Regions from separate parts of the Mus musculus genome. Here region 2 is linked to region 1. The links are chromatin loops, found by intact Hi-C in ENCODE. Cell type or tissue: left cerebral cortex. All regions are shown on one strand. Each heading gives the region's core, and the rest is flanking DNA. Links, peaks and the distances in the headings are about the cores only. Region 1 overlaps Fam171b (family with sequence similarity 171, member B). Region 2 holds the start of Fam171b (family with sequence similarity 171, member B).

Region 1 (4,397 bases), core at 67-4,066:
CGTTAGGAGGATTAATAACATCTTTCCTCCGTGTACATTTTGTTAGCCAAATTAAACAGATGTGCAGTTATTAAACAGATGTGCAGTTATTAAGAGGTACAGACCTAGTGTTTCACGTTGGAACAAGGAATTTTTGCATGTAACATTTTCTTTTGCGTGTTGTTTCTCGAATTCACAAGATACTGATAAACTGTTTCTATTGGAATGAGGTTAGGGACGATATAGTTAAATGCTGCACCCGGTCAACACTTTAAGTGTGTATGTATCCTCACCTTAAAAAGGCTTCATGTCTCAACTGGGCAATGCAGTGCACATAGAAATGTATGTGTGTATGGCCCAAGTACGCCAGTGACTTCGCTCATTCTTGTCTAAGGGAAATGAGATGAGGTATCCTAAGGGCTTTTATAGAATTTTAATTTCACAAAATACTTTTAAAAACCCACTGCGATGCTGTTTTTGGTTGGGAATGTTAGGCAGTATATCTTTCCTAATCAGGGGAATGTGACTTCTCATTTGCGAGCTGTTCACAATTCCTGGTAAAAAGCTAAAGCCATCTACCTTTTCCTAACCCAAGTGATTGAACCAACACTACTCACTACTTTCTTAAAGTTTTAAATTGAAAGCCAATGCAGACTTTTGCATATGTAAACTAGAGAATTTTGGTTACAAATTGTTGATATTTGTGGATCCTTTGTACCTAGTTTGGATATATCTTGAAGGCATAGCTATCAGTTAACCGATGAAGTCGTTTACTAAATACAGCACAGCTATGTGCGATTTTGAATACATACAACCTTGAAACTTTATAAAGCCCATTTTTATGACTTTCTGCAGGTGAATAGGGATCATGCCCTTTTATAATTCACAGTGTGCCACAAAGATCACAAACACTGAGGGATACTAAAGCTCTTCTTTGTTTTGGCAGTTACTGTCAGGCCAGTTTCTGTGGATTTGAATCCTCCACTATTACCCATTAGAGTGTTTTAGACATTTGGGGGGGGATATCAAATACTGCCCTTTGAAACTTCCCAGAAAGGTAAAGCTCACAACTCCATGTTTATTTCTATGGCTTGAGTTACCCTCTGCTGTGTGCAGACATCATAAAGAGGTCTACTTGGTTTCGACCTCAGATCCAGAGCTGACGTCGTGCCCTCTTGTTCCCAGGCGTTTCCTTGTTCATTTTCCTTTGTCTTCTTTCATCAGAGAAATCTCATGTTTTGGTGTATTTATTGCTGTTACTGTATTTCTTGAACAGTCTGAAGATTTGTAAAATGTTACAAACAGTTCTTTAAGGATAATAAAATTAATCTAAATGTATGCTTGTAGTGTTTAATTTCAAATAAAAGGCAAAGGGTTCCTTCCCAATGTAGTAAATATTTAATCCTCATTACTTTCTATTCATTATGCCCCACAGTGACATTAGCCCCGTGTCTATAATGAGACTGATAACCCCTTCCTCCTGTGTCTGCAGAATTCCCAGTTTTACTGTTGAAGCTGAGCATAGACAACTAGTTTTCCATTGGATGGGATTCATTACCTTCACAGGCCATTTTAAAATTATAATTTCTTTTTAATTCTAGGTGGAAAATGATATAAAGCCTTCATACCACTTCTAAAATGCCCTTTGGGCTTTTGGCCCAGCACTAAGTAATAACTCTAAGGCCCGTGACACTCAGATTTCCAAGGTCCTCTCTTAGCCAGTTGAACAATGTTTAGATTCAGTCAGGTGGTGTTTGGGAGCTTTAGAGTAGTTTTGAGAATTATCCTGGCTGCCATGTTTTTAGACACTCCAATATTTCTTACTCATTATGTAACCAGTCATACTTTCGCCTAGATCTACTACTGGGTGTTGGACTCTGAAATCACTTGGCAGACTCTCTGTCTCCACCGGCCTATGCTGAAGCCTTCCACCTGGAGCCCTGCAAGCTTAAGCAGGATTGTGACTGCCTCTGTGCCAGCGCCTTGGTCCTAAATGCAATGAAGACTACTGGATTCTAAGAAAGAATGTGGCTAAGTGATAATTGGAAGTATAGCTGTTAAAACAACGGGATGTGTGAGCTGACCAAGACACTGTGATCTCAGAAAGTGTAGGAAGGGTGCTGGGTAACATAAAAAGCTGCAGAAAGAGAGTTGGGTGGAGACGAGAGATATTTTAATGTTATGGAAAGTGATTCTACTTACACACTAAATAGTTGGAACAGATAAGCAGGGCCCTCCCCTTCAACTAACTACTGGAAAATATGAAACGAGGCCAGCTGTTGCTTTATCTTGGCTCCACAATTGGCATCTTTTCTCTGCATCTAATAACAGATTCCTTTGTCAGGATACAACACAAGATAGCTACCTTCCTGGAGGATGCTCTCACACCAAGGGAAGGGCTGAGGAAACGGCTTAGCTGCACGAGATTTGGATTTGCCATCAAAATGAAGATTATCTCCTCGGTATTTTTATCTTTATTGGGTTCACATTCTTAATGACAGTTTTATAGTTTAATGCCAGAAAAGTAGTCAGGAACTCAATAACAGCTTAAAATGCTAAAGGCAAAATGTATTGGTAAGATCACCTACCATTAATATAAACTCAATATAATTTCTTGGAGGAGGAATAAATTTTCTTCCTGAAATAGCTATGTTTAAAGATCACATATATCTCCACTTTGCTAGTTGAAACAAACGGACATCTTTGCATCTCTATTTTTATAATGAATTATATGTGGGCAGAGCCTTCCTTAGCTGAGCCCCTCATTCCCTGGTCTTTGTACCTAAACTAGTGGTATTGTAAATAATAATCTATAATTTTATAGGGGTGTCCTACTCTTTTTTATGAGTTGGCTCTTTTCCTTCTTTTGTTCAGGTTGACAGTGGGTTTCATAACTCATCTGTTCACTGTTTCTAGTCCTTGTAGACCTTATTAAAATACTAGACTAACTACAGACAGTCTGATCCAAAACAAACTGGATAATTACAGCCCCAGGAGTCTCTAAGCTTGTTATACTCTGATGCCTTCATTAAAACACCTTTCAAAAATACAACACTGAAAAGTACAATTTTGGCTACTAGGAAAGGTGAAATAGTGTTTCAGAATATTTTTACTACATATTTCCATCTTTCAGCTCAGAAAATATATCTTTGTCTTGTACAAAAGTGGTAGTTAAAAAGTTATGCTCAAGTTTATCTCCACTAACTAGGATTTTGTGTTAAGTGGTATTTTGAAGCCTTACTTTCTATCTTGAATAATTGCTGAAATATTTGTATCCACTAAACAGAGAATATTTTAATTATGAATGTACACTTTTATAATTTTTCTTTTTGCTCATTTTTCATTTTTGTTTATTTCTAATTTAAAAATATTTTCATTTCATGAATTATTTATTAACTATTTTTTCTATTTTTAAAAGATTTCATATATTTATACAATATATTTTGAGCTCTTTAGTAAATACTATTGATTTGATTGCTGATTGTGGGGCAGAGCACATGAGGTTTGTCACTCAGGACTTTGTTTTTCTAGGGAGCACGTATATCTATAAGCACAAAGGGAGAAGAGGGAAAACAGGCACTTGCATGGTTAGATACTTTGCTTTCTTTCTTGCTGGTAAAAATGATAAATTAATTTTTTAAAGGATTCTAGAAATGAATTTATGCTAATGATTACTAACACACAAACTCATTTTCTGAAACCCTTGTTTCTCACCAAATATTCCTGTCTGCGATTTTCCTTTTCAGTCAAGGAACAAGTTGTAGATTATTTAGAGTGGAACTGAAATTGTTCCTCTGCTTATTGAGACTTAGCTTTGTCATCTGCTTATCTGTCTTCTTTTAGAAGTCCAGGTGGAATTTTGTACTATTAAAATTAATTTTAATAAAACAATTTTAGTGTAAATTAGATAATTTCTAAGACTCCCATCTTCCAAGACATACTCAATCACTTCTAAAGAGAAGAAAGGTTTTATTTTACTTATGTATGTCCTGGAGTCTGAGATGGTCTACGTTCTTACATTGCACTGATAACCTTACATATGTCTGCTAAGACCATAGGATCCCTGTGGATAGGAATTGCTCTTTAACACCCTTAGTTTCCAAGAATAGCTTTGTGATATACTTAATAATATTGATTAATGAATACATGATGATAGATTTTGTTCAATGGAAATATCTAAGTGTTTAGAGAAGTAAGGAGAGAGGTGTCAGCAAGATGGTAGAAAAAGAGCATCCTGGAGAGATGGTCTAGGGGCCCTAGGGAAAATGAGAAGCTGAGTTTGAATCTCAACACTAACATAAAAAGCTGGAGACATGTTCCTGCAGCCCCTGTGCTGTAAGTGGGAGACAGAAATAGGAGGTGCTCCGTGGGTGCCACCTTACATCCTGGTTTAGTAAGAAATTCTATCTCAAAGGAAT
Region 2 (4,397 bases), core at 248-4,247, 71 kb before region 1:
GAGAATGTTTGTAAATCCCTGTTATTTTATTTTATAGGAACATTTTTATATTCTTGACCACAGTCTTTCTCCACCACTGAGCAACCAGCCTGTTGTCTCCACAAAGATGGGAACACTGGGAGGGACAACCTTAAGAATGAGAAGGGCAGGGAGAAGAAAGGCAGCTCAAATGTTCTGCCAGCTTTAAAAAGGTGAAGAGTGCCGTGCAGCCAGATGAGACAGATTATGTGTAGAACTTCCCTCGTGCACTCCAAATACAAAACACTCCAGTTTGTTAAAGCCGAGGCCCTTCAGTGTAGCTTTATCCTTTAATCAGTTCCGACAGCTGATCTTGATAATGTCATAAGCCACCTAAGATCTCAATCAGGCAACTGAGACCTCCAGTCAGACATAGCCTACCTCGTCACCATCAACTTCCATCAACCATCTATCTCTGCTGACTCCAACCTTAAATACCAATTTCCCCTGTCTTTCCTCTTGTTTTTAGGATCATGCATTTTGTCACTTCTCATTTTTTGTTATTTGATTTTGTTTTATCACAAATGTCTCAAATGTGTCCATCTCTCTTCCCTGCCTTCCCTTCTCCAATCTGTCTTTCATGCTGATAGCAAAGTGACCCTCAAAAAAGAAAATTAAAAGCATGGTTGGTAGGTATCTCTCTCCCAATCAACCTCCAGAATGGTCTTTAGTGTAGATTTCTGCTTGCTTATATAGCATCCAAGGTTGCTGCATTTGCCATCTGTGAGATGCCAGAACAGTGCCTCACACAGTAAGCACAAGTGTCTGCTAGTTATTTTTAAACAGTTTAATAGTCTGCACTCACTGTAGAAAAGGATAAGTCCTCTGGTAACTGCTTTCCCAGCTTAAACTTTCCCAATACATTATGCTTTTATGCCTCTCTCTCTCTCTCTCTCTCTCTCTCTCTCTCTCTCTCTCTCACACACACACACACACACACACACACACACACACAAACGCACTTCCAGTTTTTCGACGACTTGGTATCTACTATTTCTGTGTGAATTTTTATTTTGTGCAGACTACCTTCCCCGGTGTCTTTCACAGACTTTACTTAATTTCTTTCAACTCTGTGTAAGCTCTAAATGCCTGTACTGCTTCTTCAGTTGCAACCACCACTGTGGACTATATTTTGCTTATATATTTATTGCCTTGCCCTAACAGGCAGTAAGTATTTGGAACGAAGGGATTCTATTTTACTTATTCTAAGCTCCTGATTAAAACGCACAGAGAACTCCTAGTTTATTATTTGTTAAATAAGACTTTTATTTGTTTGTTTGATTGTTTGTTTGTCTTGAGACAGGGTCTTTCTCTATAGTCCCTGGCTGTCCTAGAACTCCCTATGTAGAACAAAGTTGGTCTCAAATTACTAATACTTGCCTGCCTCTACCTCCTGAGTGCTAAAAATTAAAGGTGTGAGCCACCATATCTAGCAAGACATTAAAAAACAAAACAAATTAAAAAACCCTCCAAACACATGGAAAGTATAGGTTACAAATAGAAAAGGTGTAATTAGGAATAATTTATGATGAAGAAAGAAATTCTCATTTAAGCAGAAAAAAAAAAAAAAAAAGCCTGGAGAATATCAGTTTATCTTGTAAGTGGGCCAAGGGACAGCAGAGACTATTCCGTTAAAGGAACCTGGCTTTTGAACCACAGTTGTCTGATTGCTTTAGAAGGAAATTAATGTGCCACCTTTTTCTACCTCGGTGTCTAGTGGAAGGAATTTTATTCCACTCTACATTTTCCTGCTGCCTCGGTAAAGATTAAGGGCCAGAAACTCTTTCCTGTTAATCTCCGCCTAGCTAAACGCCTGGGCACCAGCATCACCTTGCAGAGCACTTGCTGGGTAGCCACAGGGCCCAGGCCCCCGCTCGCCCCTCCCGGCGGTCACGTGCGCGAGGATGCGAAAGCGGGCTCGCCATCCTCTTGCCGGCCCGCTCCTCCTCCTCCTGCCGAGGCTGTGCACCGCAGACGGCGCGAGGGGGAGCGAGCGAGCGGGCGCGGCCGGGTTCCGCAGCCCTGGCGCCCGCCGCCTCCCGCAGCCCCGCAATATGCCTCCGTGGCTCCCTGGCTCTTCGCCATGGCGAGGCTCTGCCGTCGCGTCCCCTGCGCCCTGCTCCTCGGCCTGGCCGCTGTGCTGCTGAAGGCGCGGCTGGTCCCCGCGGCCGCTAGAGCCGAACTCAGTCGCTCCGACCTCAGCCTCATCCAGCAGCAGCAGCAGCAGCAGCTGCAAGAGCAAAAGCAGCGGGAGGAGGCAGAGGAGGGGAGGCCGGAGGTGCCTGGGGCATCCTCTACTTTGGTGGCTCCAGGTACGTCTCGGTAGCCCAGCCCTGCTTTACTTCTTCTGTGCCAGCGATCGCATCAGGCTTCCCGGGATTCTTAGCTCCTTTCTCGTCTCCGCTTAGCCTATCTTTGCTGGTCTCAATTCCTTCGCGTCTTCCCAGGTTGCCCGTTCGGCCTTTAGCTCTTTGCTCGGGTGGGAAATCTTTCCCGCAGAGCACTGCAGTGGGCTTCAGAAGGGTCGGGGGCTGGGGGTGGGGTGGGGGTGGACGGTAAGGATGGTCAAGATGGGTGCCTGTTTCCACTATTCCACTAATCTTATTTTCCCTCTTCTTTCTACACACACACACACACACACACACACACACACACACACACACACACATACACACACACACACACACACACACACGCTCTCAAATCCCTTTAGCATTCTCTTCTCTATCCTCTCCTAGATACTGAGCAAACCGTCTTGCCATGTACACCCACACAGCGTTTGCACTGTTTCTCCCTGCCTGCTGTATTTAAATTTAGAACCGGGGAAGTGGGGGGGGGGGCGGGATCTCTATTTCTTTATATTTCTCTTCTTACCCCAGGAAAGATCCAAGGCGGCTTGCAAAAACAGGGAAAAAATGCATTTGCTACAATAAGATGAAAGAAAAAAAAATGAAACAGGAGTTTGTAGTTGAAGGAAGGGATGTGGGAGGGAGACAGGTAGCTTGGAGTGGTGTTTGGGTAGCATAACCAGCCCCTCCCCCTGAGGGGAATCTCCTTGTAGTGGAACTTAAATGAGCCATCTCTTGACTCATTCGGTAAAGGGTGATGAGATACGGGTGTAATTTATATGACCATCACAGTCCTCTATTTTCTGTTTCCCTCTCCCTCAGGTAAAGCTCTCCGAAGAGCAAAGAGCTGGGTTATCCGTTTAAATAGCTTTTACCCAGCCCACAATCCACTTAGTTACCTTTTACATTTTAAATTCTGTCTGGGCTTTGGGGGAAAAAAGGGGGGGGCTTTTTAAAAAATGAAAACAAAACACAACAACAACAACAAAACCCCACCAATTTTCTGGGTAGTGGGCTGAGGTTTCACAAACCCTAGATGAGTGAGTGTTATAACACTGATATTTTTGTTTTAAAATCTGCCTAGCAGCATTATAGAAGATGCTAAAAATGAAATTCTGTAGAGTGGAATCAGCGTCTTAGATTATCTTGCTTGCTCATCATCGGAGAGCAGTTCGGAGGCATGCCAGCTGTGATTCATGACACAGCCGGGATGATTTAATTTCTTGGAGTGCTTTGAGCATGGGATGAAATCACCAAAGTGCACAGGGGAAGGCATGCATTTCTGACACCCCCCCTACCCCCTTAAACCGATTAATAGCACTCAAAGGTGGTTACAATGGAAAGGTATGCAGTTCTTTGGTTCTTACTGGGTTTTTAGTACCCGGAAGTGTTAGTGCCGTGGAGTGCATGAGGCTTATGTTAAAGCTGGAGATTGTGTTTTCATAGCAAGAGTGATTTCTTGCATGATCAGTGTAATGGGAGTCTGGGAGAGTGTGGGTGAGTTTCATGGTTTCTGATATATTTTGTCTTACAGGAGCGAAATGGGTTTGGTTACCACGGCATTATGAGTTCTCCTGGGCATTATGAATAACTGCAATAATGTGAAACTTTTGTATTTAGGATGAAAGTGAAACTATGTCTTTTCTGTAATTTGGGAGGGATGTTTGGATGTTTGGATGATTACTTCGGAAGCCATCAGTTCCTGTTTGATTTAGGTTAATGGAGGTAAAGGATGTGCTGCCCAGCAGTTTACACTAAGGTCTGAAGAGCAGCTTGGCTGCTGTGTCTTTCTCAAACACTCTAACCCCCCACCCGGAGGCAAATGAGAACAACTGAGTAGAGTGCAGCCAGTTACTGGGATGGTGTGTTAACCAGTGATGCAGCCCAGGCACAGATGAAGTTAAGATGCGCCTTGAACTCATTGTGACCTCCAGAGTGAGGTGGTCTTACCCCAACCTTTGTTTCTTACCCACATAGACATTTCTATAAAAACCTCTGCCCCCTCTGGTTTCTATCTCCTGCAGCTCTTGC

The links. A loop is a pair of places that touch in the nucleus more often than their neighbours do. Peaks named below come from ENCODE experiments on the same cell type or tissue, not always from the same donor. Only the 100,000 strongest peaks of a DNase experiment are listed, where the experiment ranks them.
Region 2: it touches region 1 in a loop (2.3-fold over the local background); 2 of 42 quality-filtered maps call a loop at or near these places.

Annotation. Positions count from the first base shown.
Region 1 is chr2:83,882,170-83,886,566 of GRCm38, forward strand. Fam171b (family with sequence similarity 171, member B) reads left to right here. Exons shown (of 8, transcript NM_175514.3): 8 at 1-1,365. Among named protein-coding and RNA genes, the nearest start is that of Zswim2, 57 kb to the right of the region's middle. In left cerebral cortex, for the core only: no CTCF peak of the experiment used is centred there; a DNase peak (open chromatin) is centred at 1,983.
Region 2 is chr2:83,810,648-83,815,044 of GRCm38, forward strand. It overlaps Fam171b (family with sequence similarity 171, member B), which reads left to right and starts at 1,965. Exons shown (of 8, transcript NM_175514.3): 1 at 1,965-2,330. The coding sequence starts at 2,102. In left cerebral cortex, for the core only: a CTCF peak has its summit at 1,998; DNase peaks (open chromatin) are centred at 738, 1,967, 2,884 and 3,548; H3K4me3 peaks cover 2,650 bases; H3K27ac peaks cover 2,575 bases.